2 separate regions of the Homo sapiens genome follow, and region 2 is linked to region 1. A link is a loop called in an ENCODE intact Hi-C map of the cell type or tissue named here. Cell type or tissue: IMR-90. All regions are shown on one strand. Each heading gives the region's core, and the rest is flanking DNA. Links, peaks and the distances in the headings are about the cores only. Region 1 overlaps SDK1 (sidekick cell adhesion molecule 1). Region 2 overlaps SDK1 (sidekick cell adhesion molecule 1).

The links. Peaks named below come from ENCODE experiments on the same cell type or tissue, not always from the same donor. Only the 100,000 strongest peaks of a DNase experiment are listed, where the experiment ranks them.
Region 2: it touches region 1 in a loop (3-fold over the local background); 2 of 110 quality-filtered maps call a loop at or near these places.

What each region holds. Positions count from the first base shown.
Region 1 is chr7:3,481,406-3,484,334 of GRCh38, forward strand. The region is part of intron 1 of SDK1 (sidekick cell adhesion molecule 1); the gene reads left to right. Among named protein-coding and RNA genes, the nearest start is that of SDK1-AS1, 130 kb to the left of the region's middle. In IMR-90, for the core only: a CTCF peak has its summit at 1,196 (motif pointing right); no DNase peak of the experiment used is centred there.
Region 2 is chr7:3,760,481-3,763,409 of GRCh38, forward strand. All of the region lies in intron 4 of SDK1 (sidekick cell adhesion molecule 1), which reads left to right. Among named protein-coding and RNA genes, the nearest start is that of SDK1-AS1, 410 kb to the left of the region's middle. In IMR-90, for the core only: no CTCF peak of the experiment used is centred there; DNase peaks (open chromatin) are centred at 1,271 and 1,561; H3K27ac peaks cover 778 bases; H3K27me3 peaks cover 143 bases.

The DNA.
Region 1 (2,929 bases), core at 161-2,660:
AAGGATGTGCCGATGTCTTCGATGTACTCCTCTAGATATGCCCTCTACACGCTGTTCTGTGCTCCCAGAGTCTGACCTCTTTGGACTGTTAGTGAGCCTCCTGCCTGGTGGCTACCAACTGGGTCCAGCCAGTGAGAAACGAGGGCAAAGAATTAGGTCCAGGTATTTATTCTGACCCTTGAACCACCCTTCCTTCCCACATACAAGCCCTTCCTGTGTACAGGGTTACCTCAGGGCTCACTGTGTCCCTTGGGAAAGGTCACGGCTCGTGTCAGGGACCCTGTCCACTCTGTCCTCTCAGCATCTAGTTTCTGCTTCCCTGCTCTTATGCCTTAAGGCCTAGGGGTGCAAACAGCAGTTGTCATTTGCTCCAGGGCATGGCATTATTTGGTTTTACTAAACTGTCCTACCTTTTGTGAAATTCCCTTTATTAAATGCTTTCCAAATTATCCCTGTTGATTGCACAGTCTGTTTTCTGCCAGGACTCTGACTGATACAGTGAGAAAGGAATGCTTAATCAAATCAGCCGTCCTTTATGGAAATAAATTATTAAAGCCCTGCCTCACATCAAAAAGCAAAGCTTGAAAAAAATATAATAAGGGATTAATAATCAAAACATATAAAAATGTCAAACATCTATTAAAGAAAAAAGGCAAGCCATGCAAAAGTAAAGTTCAGGGACATATCCTACCAGACATTGTAAAGCTATAGGAATAAAATAGGGTAATACTGGTGTGTAAAAAACACATAGTTTTACAGTCTATTCATCGATCAGATACCTTAAACTACCTACCTACTAACAACAATTAAAAATATTAGAGGAGAGATGTAAAAAACTATTGAAAATGTATTTCTGACCAGGCAAGAGAAGACGGAATTGGCAGGGTGAAAAAGGGCAAGCCAGACTCTAGGGAGGGCAGCGAGCTCTTAGACTGCCTTCACCGTCTTTCTGAACTCAAGGGCCGGGAGTGTCTGCTTTGATGGCTGCATGGGACTCCGGAGATAGGCAATAAAGCCCATGGTTTCTACAAAGTGGGAAGCTCCAAGATTTATTGCTGAATAAATCTGGAACCCTAAAGTCCGTAATGTAAAAGGTGAATGAGAAAGAAATCTCTGCGCAGAAGAGAGAAGGAAACAAGCCTTAACTCACTGGAGTAGCAAGGAAAGCGCTTCTCTGAGAATTGATGACCACCAGAGGGCCTCCCACAGGTCTTCCCTGCACATTCCTGCTATCCTACTGGGGAGGTCCAAAACAACCTCCAGCAAACAATTCAACGTGGTCTTCAAGTAGTTGTGTACCCAGGCAACTGGCAAAAACAAATACAACTCCTCTCTGGAGGAAAGCAGCTTCCACCCAATATTCAAGGCATTACTGAAGGCAACAAAACAGGAAAACAGGTAAAGGATTCTCAGGCAACTCACAGGACATAAAATGTACATCTTGATTACGAAATAATCTGTGTAATAAGCTTAGAAAATTGCCTGACACGTAATAAGTGCTAAGTAAACGTTAGCTATGATGATGCTGGTGACAACAATGATGATTTCAAGTCTTTTTAATTCTCTCCTATTAATTGATTTCTCTTGCTTTGTTAAAATCACACCAGTTTAATTAACACTTGTCATATTGTAAACTTTTTAAAATGTTCAAATTTTTTCATTGTTCTTTTTAGAAGTTTTCTTACATATTTTATGTGAGTTTTAGGATTGGCTTGTCAAGTTCCTGAAAAATCATGTTTGAATTTTGATGAGGATAGGGGTTACCTTTATAGATTACTTTGTTAAAAACTGACATCTTTACAGTATTGAGTCCTAGCATTTCTGAATAGAGTATATCTTTTAGTTTATTCAGGCTTCTTTTATGTCCTTTAGTCAAGTTTTATAGTTGTCTTCATAAAGATCTTGCCACCTTTTTTTAGTTTTATACCCACTTTTCCATTTATGTTGCTCTTTCCTATTAAATGCTTAAATTGGCTATATTGAAGATGTAAGAAGGCTGTTGAGTTTTGTGTTCACCTTGTATGTTTTGCGCTTGCCAAAATCCCTTACTTTTTCTGATTGCCTCTGATTTTCTAGGTGAATAATCATATTGTTTGTAAATTGTGATAATCATTTCCTTGTGAATATTTCTGTCTCTAAATTTTTATCTTATTGCAATCCCTGCACCACTACAATGCGGGATTTTAACAAGTGGAACAGATATCCTTGTTTTCTTCTTCATTTTAATGGATGCTTCTAATATTTTACCATTAAATGTAATATTTTCTCTAAATTTTTGATATATACCTTTTATCAGAATTTGCTAAGCATTTTTGTTAGGAATGGGTGTTCAGTACTATTAGATGATATTTATTTCAGTCTCTGATAGTTACATGATGTTTCTCCTTTAATACATGACTATAGTAAATTCATTGGAACATTTCTTTTTTCTCCTCTTTATCATTAAAATGTTTATATATACGTTGGATAAGCTCTACATGGCCATAATACTTGTCTAACATTTTAAAATTTATTTTTAGTTTTTAACTAATACATAATAGTTGGACATATTTATGGGGTACATGTGATATTTTGATATACGCATATGATGTGTAATAAATCAGGGTAATTGGGATATCTGTCACCTCAAACATTTATCATTTCTGTGTGTTGGGGATACTCCAAATATTCTCTTGCAGCTATTTAAGAAATGCCTTACTTCAGTATATGTGAGGGGTTGATTCCAGGGTCCCCTGTATAACCAAAATCGAAGCATGCTCCAGTCCACAGGTGGCCCTGCCAAACCCACGGATACAAAATTTCACCTTCTGTATCCATGAATTCACATCCCTCCAATACTGTACAGTTTTGTAGGATTTGAACTGCATGGGTCCATGTATACACACATTTTTTTTCAACCAAACATAGATCGAAAATACATATTCACTGG
Region 2 (2,929 bases), core at 189-2,688, 280 kb after region 1:
ACAAAGTGACCTATGAAGTGTTCGGTCACGTTTTTATGTTTGCCAAATAAATCTCTTTTTGTACATGTAAATAAATGTCTTTTAAGGAATTAAAACATTTTCCTCAGAATAATAGTTTTGGAATAATTTTGATCTTTCAGGATTGTGATTTGGGGGACTTTTAGACTTCAGGGATTTTGATCTTTTGGGATTTCTGCATTTGGATGTGGTGTTTGGGATTGTGTCTTTTGGGATGATAACCGGCTCCTGGCAACCACTGATCTGTTTCTGACTTTTCCGTTTTTGCCTTTCTCAGTAGGCAATATCATTAGGATCATACGGCACGTAGCCATCTGGGTGTTTAACTTAGCAGAAAGCATTTAAGATCTATTTATGCTGTTGTGTGAATCAACAGTTCATTCCTTTTAACGCTGAGTAGTGAAGTATTTCATTGTCTGGAATGTATCACAATTTGTTGAACTCTTCATCTGTTGAAGAATGTTTTGGTTGTTGGGATGGTTATGAATTAAGCTGCTATGAGCATTTGCCTACATGTAATTTTTTGGGAACTTACATTTTCAATTCACTTGAGTTAGATACGTAGGAGTGGGTCAGATAAGTATGTGTGTAATTTTTATGTAAAGATTTGTAAATATTTTGTGAATCTGTAACAGAATGAGTAGCACTTTTTCCAGGTGAGCGTGTGGATTGCCAAGTTGCATAGAGCTTTTTAAGTTGACTGATTTTTTTCTAATTTCATTGAAAAATCCAGTAGTTTTTTTTTTATCAAGCCCCCCCTCCTTTTTTTTTTTTTTTTTTTTGCTCTTGCTGATGATCTATTTAGTTATTAGGTGGCAACTCATGTCAACAAGTGAATTCACATGCCATTTCATCTTTTCTTGCCTTAACACGGTGAAACCCCATCTCTACTAAAAATACAAAAACTTAGCCAGGCGTGGTGGTGGGCACCTGTAGTCCCAGTTACTCGGAAGGCTGAGGCAGGAGAATGGCCTGAACCCGGGAGGCGGAGCTTGCAGTGAGCCGAGATCATGCCACTGCACTCCAGCCTGGGCGACAGAGTGAGACTCCATCTCAAAAAAAAAAAAAATAATAATAATAGGCCTAATCATTGTACAAGGATGAAGGTAGGGAAAAAAAGAAATAGGAAGAAGCAAAGGCAGAAAACATCTAGGATGCTGGAGCGCAGAGAACACAGGAATGACTCAGGAGTTTTGATACAAGTTTGATTAGAGAAAATATGCAAGTACTGCAGTGACTAAGTAGCAGATTATAGTTATGAAATCATGCAGGACAGGAACGCTGAGGTTAAATACAAACTGACAACAAAAATCATAAGAATAATATGTAAAAGCAAGTATGAAGCCTTTGTATTTGCTTGCGACTTGCAGTTTGAATAGCAAAATGATCTTTCACATCAGGCTCAGTGTGTTAAATCCAGCCTTAGGCAAGAATAAGCAAATATTGTTTCCATATGACAAGCCTTTAGCTGCTAGTGAAATGCTTTCTTTGTAGTGAACTGTAGGCACAAACTATCAGCAGATGACTGTGTATCTGAGCATATCTTTAACCACAGTTAGCTACAAATTATTTATAGAGGTTAAATAAATGTTTACACTGAATGATTCAGGAATGAGCACATAACAGCGGTTTGGGGGATTATATTTCTGCTATTGAAATCTAAATACTCCTACAACAATCCTTTCAGCTTAGATCCGTGGTTTCTAGTTGAGGAAGCAGTACCTCCTATGGGACATTCTGGGTCTCCTATGGGACGTACTGGGTGTTCTGTGGGCATTTTTGGTGGTCCTGATGATGGCATTTGTGGAGAGGACAGAAAACAGACTGCACCTGCTGCAGCGCTTGGATAGTCCTGCAGGATGAAGGGCGGCTCTGCGCCCTCATAGATCTCCTGCACGACCCTCTAGATGTTTACGTAGGTAAAAGCAAAAAACAACAACAAAAAACTAGTACTTCATTTTTCTTAAACATGCATGGTATTTTTGTGGTATTTTTAACTTTCACCGATACTTGCTGCAAATGCAATTACTGAGTAAATTGAGGGAAAATTGTGCTTTGGTTGGTTGGGTACTTTTAGCGATAGCCATTCTCCATTTCAGCAATGCCCTTGTGGTGTTTGAGCGGCCAGTGCAACACCTGTGAATCAGTCTTCATTTGTAGCTGTGGCATGCAAATATTTAACAGAGGGGATGTAACATTCACTGTAATAGACTTAAAACCAAATATGTTTTAATTAGATGAAGACCATGAAGTGTGAAGAGACCACTGACTTTTACTAATAGTTTTTAAAAAATCACTGTCATTTATGTAGTTTTTGTTTCCGTAGTATGACAGTATGAATATGTTATAAAATCACACATTTAAATGATTGATTTTTGAGGTTGCCTACAGGTTTTTAGTCTTATGCTGATGTGTGCACAAGTCTACAACATAACTGTGTTCTAGCCTCCTGGTTCTTTCCCTCTTAAGCATCAGAGACTGGATCTTTTGCTTGGCACGTGATAGGAATTCAAGATAGGAGAGTAATTTTCTGGGATCCTTTTTCAGTACCCTATCCTGTGTCAACATAGGACATTATTTTGACACTTCACTTAAAAATAAGCCTCCTTATTCCTGAGAAAGCCATAAATTTCTTTTTCTTTAATAATGAGTAATTTGTCTTGGATAAACTGTCTTTAATAAATTTTTTTGTCTTGTCATTTACAAATAAGCATAGTCTTATTTTTTCTAATCTTAGTACTTTTGATTGTTTAATATTTCAGTTTTTAAAATCAAGGCATAACTTACATGTAGCAAAATACAGAAGTCTTAAGCATACAACTCGATCATTTTTTTCAACATTTTATTATAAACATTTTCATACGTACAGAAAAGCCAAAAGAATTGTAAAGTGAACATCCATATACTCACC